2 separate regions of the Homo sapiens genome follow, and region 1 is linked to region 2. A link is an interaction called in ENCODE POLR2A ChIA-PET data of the cell type or tissue named here. Cell type or tissue: endothelial cell of umbilical vein. All regions are shown on one strand. Links, peaks and the distances in the headings refer to the core of each region. The heading gives the core; the rest is flanking DNA.

Evidence for each region. ChIA-PET counts read pairs that join two places held together with the same protein. Peaks named below come from ENCODE experiments on the same cell type or tissue, not always from the same donor. Only the 100,000 strongest peaks of a DNase experiment are listed, where the experiment ranks them.
Region 1: POLR2A ChIA-PET joins it to region 2 with 5 read pairs; 4 of 35 experiments call an interaction of 5 or more read pairs at or near these places.

Annotation. Positions count from the first base shown.
Region 1 is chr3:4,440,378-4,445,759 of GRCh38, forward strand. All of the region lies in intron 3 of SUMF1 (sulfatase modifying factor 1), which reads right to left. Among named protein-coding and RNA genes, the nearest start is that of SUMF1, 24 kb to the right of the region's middle. In endothelial cell of umbilical vein, for the core only: no CTCF peak of the experiment used is centred there; no DNase peak of the experiment used is centred there.
Region 2 is chr3:4,531,988-4,537,369 of GRCh38, forward strand. The region is part of intron 4 of ITPR1 (inositol 1,4,5-trisphosphate receptor type 1); the gene reads left to right. Among named protein-coding and RNA genes, the nearest start is that of ITPR1, 41 kb to the left of the region's middle. RefSeq lists an enhancer at 1,818-2,112. In endothelial cell of umbilical vein, for the core only: no CTCF peak of the experiment used is centred there; a DNase peak (open chromatin) is centred at 2,034.

The DNA.
Region 1 (5,382 bases), core at 268-5,267, 91 kb before region 2:
AACTTAGTAAAGCTTTTCTAAAAATTATTTTGGGGAGTGTGACCTTAGAATTCCGCTGGACCTCAAGGCATTTCTCATTACAACCCACACACATTCAGGTAACTGGATCGCATCCTTATTAACAGTTCTCTTTCTAGTTTAGAGTTGTCGTGCAGTTGTGATTAAATAACAGCGGGTCAGACTGCATTATTCTTTGCCTTCTGTCCCAGTCCAGTGTCATCCAAATAACAAAGCACCCAGCACCACTTGGGCAGGATATGACTGCCTAGAAATTAGTTTTTACTGCAGGGGGAAAAAAGATGCTTGGTAATTCTCATCCTTCAATGAAAGTGACTTTCAGTTGAAAGAACTTAAAATAGCCTACTCCTCTCATTTGTCAAGGATACTTAGTCAGGAATTTGTTTCCTTAAACTGTTGATCCAGAAAGTGCCAAGCTACAAATGAAGAGAGAATCCTTGTTCCTCAAGCTCCCACCAACAGCAACTGTTTTCTACCCAGCCTATGGCTATCCCTTGTGTCAAAGTTTTACGAGTCATATTAATAACACAATTATGAAATCAAAACAGTCTTTATCTTAAATACTGGAAGTATATCTTAAATACTATCCTTTTTTTCAAGAAAGGAGGGTTATCTATAGCAAGGGTCCCCAACCCCTGGACCACAAACCAGTACTGGTCTGTGGCCTATTGGGAACCGGGCCAAACAGCAGGAGGTGAGTGGCAGGCGAGCAAGCAAAGCTTCATCTGTATTTACAGCCCGCTCCTCGTTGTTTGCGTTACCACCTGAGCTCTGCCTCCTGTCAGATCAGTAGCGGCATTAGATCCTCATAGGAGTGTGAATCCTGTTGTGAAGAGCTCATGTGAGGGATCTGGGTTGCTGGCTCCTTGTAAGAATCTAATGCCTGATGATCTCTCACTGTCTCCCATCACCCCCAGATGGGACTGCATAGTTGCAAGAAAACAAGCTCTGGGCTCCCACTGATTCTACATTATGGTGAGTTGTATCATTATTTCATTATATATTGCAATGTAATAATAATATAAATAAAGTACACAATAAATATAATTTGCTTCAAACATCCCAAAACCATCCCCTCCCCTGCCCCACATCCGAGGAAAAACTGTCTTCCACAAAACCAGTCCCTTGTGCCAAAAAGGTTGGGGACTGCTGATCTGTAGTATAATATCCCCCCAAAAAACAAACACTGCTACAATAGCAAAACTTGCCTTAATCCCTTCTGGGACTTAATATCTATACCTTTTAAGATTCTTGTCTCAAATTAAACGTCCAAATAATAATCATGAGTAATTCATGATTAATTCATGATTATTACTTCGATAATAATACTCTGTTTTAAACCATTAAATTCACCAGTTTAAGATATTTTTACACACAAACTCTGAAAGCTAGCTCAATGTTTTACCTCAAAACTACATAAAAAGAAAACTAGCTGAGATGGCAACAGCATCAGCAAAGCTTTTGAATCTCGCCTCTCTACGTATAAAACCAGACAGAACAACTAGAGAGCAATACCCAAAACCCAGGAACAATGTGCACAGCAAATCCATGTGACAAAGTATCCTCACCAAACCCAGAACGCAAACAGGTGAAGAAAAACCGCCAACGGCCATACAACCTGCATGGTGTCTGTGGCTGGGCAGTGGTTGGGCAGGAGAAAGAAAAGAAAGCAACAGGAAATCAGACCTGTGAAAAGGAAAATCCCAAAAGAGCCAACAGGCATTACTGGAAAGCATGGAGGGACAGTTTGACAACAGTAGCTCACACTGGAAGGAATTTTGCCCACTCCAATAAGGAGTAGGTTTAAGGGGCCCATGGTAAGAACGTGTGAAGGCACTCAAACAGTTGTGCACCATGAACTCTTTTTTTTTTTTTTTTGAGACGGAGTCTCGCTCTGTCGCCCAGGCTGGAGTGCGGTGGCGCGATCTCGGCTCACTGCAAGCTCCGCCTCCCGGGTTCACGCCATTCTCCTGCCTCAGCCTCCCGAGTAGCTGGGACTACAGGCGCCCAACACCACGCCCGGCTAATTTTTTTTTTGTATTTTTAGTAGAGACGGGGTTTCACCGTTTTAGCCGGGATGGTCTCGATCTCCTGACCTCGTGATCCGCCCGCCTCGGCCTCCCCACCATGAACTCTTGAAACTGACCTGCCAGGGTTCCCTTCCAGAATAGAGCCTCACACCAAGGAGAAATCTCAAGAGACAAAACCAAACTCCTGAAATAGAGGGACAAGAGAGAAAAAGGAAAAAAAAAAAAAAGAGAGAGAAAAAGGAAAGAGAAGTAGTGGAGGAGGGGAAGAAATCCAGGACATCTCAGAAGACAGGAGGCCATCGTTTAAACACTATGTTGAGAACAACTAAGAGGGAGTTCAGTGAAGTTACAAAGCTACCCTGAACCATGTCTCTTTCTAAAAGTTCAGAAAAACTGAGTTCAAATGCAAATGAGCAACAGAAAAGACTCAAGCTCAAATGCAATCCAAATTTCTATAAGAAGTAAGAGAAGAAGCAGCAGAACAACATCCTTATGAATAACAAATGCAGTCAGGAAGAAATGCTCAAAAAAAAAAAAAAATCACAACATGGTGTTTTAAAATGAGGTAGGCCGGGCATGGTGGCTCATGTCTGTAATCCTAGCACTTTGGGAGGCCAAGGCAGATGGATCACCTGAACTCAGGAGATCGAGACCAGTCTGAGCAACATGACAAAACCCTGTCTCTGTTAAAAAATACAAAACATTAGCCGGGCGTGGTGGCGGGCCCCTGTAATCCCAGCTACTCAGGAGGATGGGGCAGGAGAATTGCTTGAGCCCAGTAGGTGGAGGGTACAGTGAGCCAAGATTGCACACCGCACTCTAGCCTTGGTGACAGAGCCAGACTCTGTCTCAAAAAATAAAAATTTAAAAAATGAGGTAAATGGCATGAAGAAAATGATGCAAGAGAGAACAAAATAAATCAGAATCCACAAACTCAGATGAGGTAGAGAAGTCAAGTAGCAACTAGAAATAAAATAAAAAGTCATTTCAGAAATAAACAGATAATTAAAAGACACAGAAGACAAAAGAGAAGAAAAAATTAAAATAAAAAGAAGAGGCCAGGCATGGTGGCTGATGCACGTAATATCAGCACTTTGGGAGGCTGAGGTGGAAGGATTGCTTGAGCCCAGGAGTTTGAGACCAGCCTGGGCAAAATAGTGAGACATCATCTCTACTAAAAATCAAAACAATTAGCCAGGTGTGGTGGCATGTGCCTGTTGTCCCCACTACTTGGGTGGCTGAGGTGGGAGCATCACTTCAGCCCAGGAAGTCAAGGCTGCAGTGAGCCAAGATCGTGCCACTGCACTCCAGCCAGTGTGACACAGCAAGACCCCTTCTCAAAAAAAGAAAAAGAAAAAAGAGAGAGAAAAAAATGATTAAAAAGAAAGTGATAAACACTGAAAATGGGTAAAAAGAATTATGTAAAGAAAGATATAAGAAGTTCCTAAAGAATAAAACAAAAGGACACACAAAATAGTAAAAAGTATAACAGAAAAATTTCCTGAAGTTTAAAAAAAAATTGTGAAACTAGATATTGAAAGCTTCTACCCCATACCTGAGAATACTGACCCAATGACAAACACCAACACACAGTCTAGTGAAATCACTGGATACTAAAGAACAAGAAAAAGGAAAATCGTTGGGTATTCAGGCAAAAACAACTAATTTTCAAGGGAAAAAAATCAGATTACCATCAGGCTTTTCAATAGCAATGCTTTATTCCAAAAGAAAAAAAATAAAGTATGTGAGCTACTCAAGAAAAATAAATGTGAACCAAAGATTTCATATCCAGAAAAGTTGACTTTAAAGTATAAAGAGCACTAACAAACTGTTATCAACGGGCAAAAACTCAGGGCATATTGTTCCCATGGCCACTTCCTGAAGAATCTAGTTGAGAATGAGCTTGATCAATTCAAATGACTAGAGAGACATGATCACAGAGAGTATTAAACATGTATAGTCACTTGTAGAACTGAGATTAGTTGAGAGCTAAAATGGAAAGAGTACTCTCTATAATGGACATATGTTTCAATAATACAGAAATAGTACAGTATTTTAAAACTAGGGGAGAAACAGGAAAAGCATATATAAATGTTTGGGAGTTTTAAAAACCTATTCTCAGTAATTACACTGGGGATGGTAGCATTAGTATTATTGAGACCACTGTGTATGTAACCTGGGATAAAATAAATGCGTGATTATAGACTAGTCTATCATCCCCTGTGTCCTTGAAAACCAGTATTCCTGCTGTGGAAGAAAGGAGATAGATGTAATACAGAACAGGTTAAACTAAAAATCACAAAATGGAAGTATCAGTGTATACTCATTTTGGCATTTTATCTCAGTCTGTCCACTGCAGAGGCCTAGAAACAATGACCAACCTAATAGCAATGAGCATACCCAGGGCCTAGACAGGGTCCTCGAAATACTGTTTTCTACTACAAGATACTAGAGCTTCTTAAAGAAATGGCTTTAAGGATGAGGGGTAGGGGAGGGAGCAGATCTTGGCCTCACAAAAAGCAAAGCTATGAAGCCATGAAGCCATGAAGGACTACTAGGACTGAAGCACTGCTAGGACTCAGGACAGTTGCTTAAAGCTGGGGATGGGAATCGGTAATGACCACAAATGGGCATGTGGTTTCTTTTAGGGCTGATAGATATGTTCTAAAATTAGATTGTAATGATATAGATAAATTTTTGATACAACCCCAAAATAAGTGAGTTGTATCAATGGTCAGCTTTCTAGTTGTGAAACTGGACTATATAAAAAATATGGAATTATACACTTAGTATGGTAAAACCTATGGTATGTAAATTACATCTCAATAAAGCTGTTGGAAAAAAAGATATGCCCAAACCTTCAAAAGGGATCATGGTTTCAGTGTAAAATAAAATATGGCTTGTTTTTGTTTTGTTTTGTTTTCTCCCCAGAGACAGGGTCTCACTCTGTCACCCAGCCTGGAGTACAATGGTGCCATCACAGCTCACTGAAACCTCGAACTCCTGGGCTCAAGTGATCCTCCCACCTCAGTCTCCTAAGTAGCTAGGACTATGAACACATGCTACCATACCTGGCTAATTTTTTGTATTTTTTGTAGAGATGGGGTCTCTCTCTCTCTCTCTTGCCCAGGCTGGTCTTGAACTCCTGGCCTCAGGTGAACATCCTGCTTCGGCTTCCCAAAGTGCTGGGATTGTGGGCATGAGCCACCATGCCTGGCCATAAAATATATTTAAATCCATGAGTTCATGAAGACTTTTTTAAATCCAGTGATTACACAAATCTACATTTGTGGCAAAATTGTACAGAACTAAATATATACACAGACACACAAAT
Region 2 (5,382 bases), core at 109-5,108:
GTATACCTCACAGGGTTTTCATGAGGATTAAATGAGTTAATCTGTGTAAAGCACTTACGGGACTACCTGGTCCATATTAAATGCCATAACACTGCTAATTTTTGGTTTTGACTTTTAACTTGATGGTTTTGACTTAGCCCTTCCCCCCTATTGCATTAACTGTGAGGACAGAAACCATGCCTGTCTCCCTAAGGCTTTGCACAGGTTCTGGACTATATTAGGAACTAAAATGTTTGTGGAATGAATGAAGAGAGACCTCTAAGGCATTGCTTCTGAGATCTGACTGCGTATAGGAACCACCTGGAATCTTGTTAAAGTGTAGATTCTAATTAGGTAGTCTGAAGTGAGACCTGAGATTCTACATTTCTTTTTTATTTATTTTATTTTTATTTTTTGAGATAGGGTCTTGCTCTGTAGCTCAGGCTGGAGAGCAGTGATGCAATCAAGGCCCACCGCAGCCTTGACTTCCCAGGCTTAAGTGATCTTCCCCCCTCAGCCTCCTAATCCTGAGTAGCTGGGATTACAGGCGTGTGTCACCACACCCAGCTAATTTTTGTATTTTTTGTAGAGACGGGGTTTCGCCACGTTGCCCAGGCTGGTCTTAAACTCCTGGGCTCAACTGATCCTCCCACTTTGTCCTCCAAAAGTATCGGGATTACAGGCATGAGCCACGGCACCCTGCCGAGATTCTACATTTCTAACAAGTTGTCATGCTCCTGCAAGGCTCTCGGGAGCCACTGACTGTTATCTTCCCTTATTTTATGGCTGTCCTATAGAAGACAGATGTTCTGAGCCCAGAGCAATAGAGAATGAGGGCTAGTGGATCAAAGTGCCCAGAGGTAGAATATGAGGCTTAAAAGAACTTAATTCTGACTATTAGTGCTGAGCAGTTACTCAAAGAAGAGGCCTGCTTCAAATTACTGAGTTTCCCCCGATTCAAAGAGGGCTGACCATCTGTCGGGGATTTTGCAGAGGGAATTTCTGCTCTGGGACAGAGGTTAGATGGATGATTCCATTTGACTGTGTGTGTTTTCCCACCGAAGGACCCAGCTGTTCTTTCTGTTTTTGCTTCCTGTGGAAGCCCTATGGTTGGGAGCGTTGGGTCAATAAACAGCTGGGGAGAGCACAGATGCACTGTAGACAAGAAACTCTCTGGAAACTGAATGGGTTCAATCCAATTGGTAAGAGAACATTAGTGGAAAGATGGCATTATTGAATGTTTGAAAAAATGAACAAATAGAAAAAAACAATAGCTTTCTAAGTCAAGGCTTGCCGAATCCGGTCATAATGAGTGGGTAAGATGTCCTGGGGAGACACTACAGCGTGGTGGTTAGGAGCACAGGCTCTGGAGTCAGTCATGGGTTCAAGTCCCTGCCCTGCTCTTACTAGTTATATGACCACAGGCAAGTCATTTAACCTGTCTATGCCTTAGTTTCCCCACCTGGCTGCCATGGTGAATAACACTGTGGAGCTGATAGGCTTGTGTGAGGATGATTTGGTGCATGTGTAACACAGTAAATACCTGCAATACAGCCTCAGCACTCAGTGAAGAGTGGCTATTGTGACTGAATTTGCAATTAGCAGCTTTCGGGACATCTCTTAGGAAGCTCAAACATGGCCTTTGCCATCTTGTAAAACATCGATATGTCCGTTTTAAAAACTCAGCCAGTGGAGTATACAAAGGAATCCATAGCCAGGCAGACTTTAGCCTTCCTGAATTTTTTAGATTTTATTGAGTGGGCCTGGTAACCAGCTATGACAGAGCTTGGGGCTATTAGAAAAGAAGCCATCAGGGCTTTTCTCTCCTCGCACGAGCCTTGATCAGAGCCTCAGTTACTGACGGGTCGTTTGCTCGAGATGGTAATCCTGCCTTCTGTATAGAATTACAAGCCTAGCCAGAGAGGAAGTTGTGTTTATCTTACCCCAAACAGCAGGCATTCCAGTGACTCTTGACAGACAGGAGGAAGTTATTGCCAATCTGCTCTTTCCCAAAAGCTGCCCTTCCCTGCCCCCAACGTGCTCCTTGCATGTTTAGAGAGGTTTCTGCCAGCCAGCCTGCCAAGTGGCATTCTCTCCCGGGCTTTGAGGACAGTTGCATTTGCAGAAGGAATGTCCAGAGGCTACTTCTTTTTCTCTTTTAATAGATTTAGGGGATACAAGTGCAGTTTTGTTACTTGGATGTATTGTGTAGTGGTGAACTTTGGTCTTTTAGTGTACCCATGGCCCCGGTAGTGAACATTGTACCCAATGGGTAATTTTTCAACCCGTACCACCCCCACACCTTTTGGAACCTCCAGTGTTTATTATTCCCCTCTATTATGTCCATGTGTACCCATTGTTTAGCTCCCCCGGTGGCGGCTACTTCTATATTATTGGCCAAGGTGGAGGCATCTCTCCCCAAGGTGAGTGGTCAGCCTGGCTCTTACAGGAGGCAAAAATTGTGCTTATTCTCATTGGCACTGATTTGGGAGAGATAAGTGGAGAGGGGCTATAGGTGTGAAGAAAAGAATACATCTTTTCAAAGAACCCACGTGTTTTCCTTTCCAAAACAATAGCTGGAGGTCAGTGTAGAAAAACTCCAACTTGAGCAGTTGCAATAATTGAGAAAATAAGTTGGGCAATTATTCCTCTAACTGAGATTTAAAAGTTCCTTTCTTCGTCTGGTATTTTTCCGGGTACATTTGAGTTCCAATTTGGGTGCTTCTGAAATGTCTGGATGTTTTGTGCTGCTAAAATTATATGTGTCTAAAAATGTTATCAGTGATGACACTTATATATAAGCTCGCTTGGACTTATGCTAGCAAATTTCTGTGACTAAGGTCCTCTCCTCCCCCTATAACCATTCCCAGAATCGTGGCATTTGAGGTAAAGGTAGGAAATAGAATAACCCAACTTAGGTTTAGCAATCAAGTGAAGGACTATCACTTGAGAACTTTGCTTCGGTCTTGTCGACAAAGAATACGGGGTTTTGTTACCATAGTTTCAGTGAAAAATTTGACCTTAGCTACAATAACATACAGTTAGAAAGAACCAGCTAATCGGTTTTCTAAAATTAGTGTTCTCTAGTACATAAACCAGTAGGAACAGAGTATTTAATTAAATATTATACAAGGATATAAAAGCCCAGGGGAATGCAGTCCCTTGATCTGGGCGGGGGGAGGGAGGAAACCCACAGTGCTCCTTTACTGGTCTCTTGCAAGCTACAAGAACTTTACTTCTTTTAAAAATGTTAGTATTGGTTTTATTTTCAGATCTGTCAGGAATGAATTTATACAGCTTGCTGAGAGAGCAAAATAAAACATTCAGCATTATTTCCAGTTGTCCCCTACAGGGTACAAACTAACAAGGCAAGATGTGAAAATGATGTTGGGCTAGGATTCTGATAAGGACACTTGTTGGTGATCTGCTAGATGACTTTATGTGAAGGAAAATTATTTTCTTTTTTTTTTTTTTAATTTTTTTTTTTTTTTTTTGAGACGGAGTCTTGCTCTGTTGCCCAGGCTGGAGTGCAGTGGCGCAATCTCGGCTCACTCCAAGCTCCGCCTCCTGGGTTCACACCATTCTCCTGCCTCAGCCTCCCGAGTAGCTGGGACTACAGGTGCCTGCCACCACGCCCGGCTAATTTTTTTTTGTATATTTAGTAGAGACGGGGTTTCACTGTGTTAGCCAGGATGGTCTCAATCTCCTGACCTTGTGATCCACCCGCCTCGGCCTCCCAAAGTGCTGGGATTAGAGGTGTGAGTCACCTCGCCCAGCCAGGAAAGTTATTTTCTCTCCAAAATCTGGGCATTTTAAAGCAACTAATTTCTAGACTCTTGTTCCTTTGAATGCCTAATGTGTGATTAAGTGGGGCCAACGTCTCCTAGTTCTGAGTACAGCTATATCTGCCTCCCCCAACTCCACAGGCCATAAGCAATAATCTGTATGAAGATTATGTAAAATTTGACATCTCTTTTCATCTACTTATCAAGAGCCCCAGCAGTAGCTCATGTTTCTGATAGTGGCTGGAAATGTCATCAATATTGTGTGAACTTAGAAAGCTGTGGTACCATTTCTGGAATGAAGTGGCTTCCAGATTTTGTAATTTCAGGACAAAGAGGTTTCTGGTCCTTCATTGACACTCTTCTCTGATTTTATTATCACCTGCCCTGGAGGCTGCAGAGGTGCAACTGGAGTTCAGTCGTTTGCCAGGTTTATCACTGATTGGAAACATTGCTCTGGGTTTTCTTGAACTTCTATTGTTGTATCTCTTTGTCAATTACATATTGATACATTTTCTTAATTTCAGTTTTATGATTTCAGCTTTTTAATTGGACTTTAAGATAACTATCTAATAGAATTGGAAGGGTGAGGTATATTTAAGGGAATACAAATGTTTTTGTTTGACGTTTTTACCATTTTGCATGTTTCTGTAGTGGCATCTCAACTATTGCAATGGAAAATATGTCCTTGGCAAGACTCTTAGAAACACAGCCTCAAAGGTCATTGGATTGTGCAAGCTTCTTGACTATTTACAAGGTCACCTACCTGAATGAATAGAAATGCTCCCTGCCCTTAAGGAATTTGCAATTTTATGAAGAGAGATGAGTGAGAACTACTTTGTGGATTATTCTTGGAGAATGTTGAATCCCAGATGAGCTTTTAGTCCCCTGATGTTCATTGTTTTTATCTATGCCATCAGATCACTGTGCCCAAATAATTTGAATTCATGTTAATAATAGCTTACGAAAAATGCAGTAAGAGAGCTTGCTGGAAAAGTGACAGCATGCATTTTAAATTACTTCTAGTTGACCTGGCTTTCATTACCCAAATATCCACAGGCCCTTCCATGAATATGGATAATTGAGTTGATATTTAGCAAATACCATTGAAGAGGTTAGATGTGTCAGGTTGGTTGTTGGAATGGTGAACTAGACTCTTGATTTTGGATGATAGCTTAAACTAACCTAAACAAAAGGGGGATTTTTTGGGGTCAATCCCAGACGAACAGCTGAATTGCATGAAGGACAGGAGTGCAGCAGGGGCTCAGGAAAACACAGATTCAGGCATTTGAGTACTGTCAGCAGCCTACGTCCATATCTTGTGTCTTCTTTCTGTGCATCTTTCACCTTGGTTTCTTGTCCTGTCCTCTTCGGGTTTTGATATCAAGGTTATACCACACTGAAAATGAGTTGTGGAGTGTTTCCTTTTTTTATTCTCTAGGGGAGTTTGTGTAATATTGGAATTATCTGTTCCTTGACAGTTTGGTAGAACACGTGAGTAAAGTCATCCCAGCCATCTGTTTTCTTTATGTCAAAATTAACTACTGATTCACATTCCTTATGTCTTTAAAGGGCTGTTTCTTCCTGGGTAAATATTGTAAGCTCTGTTCTTCTAGAAATT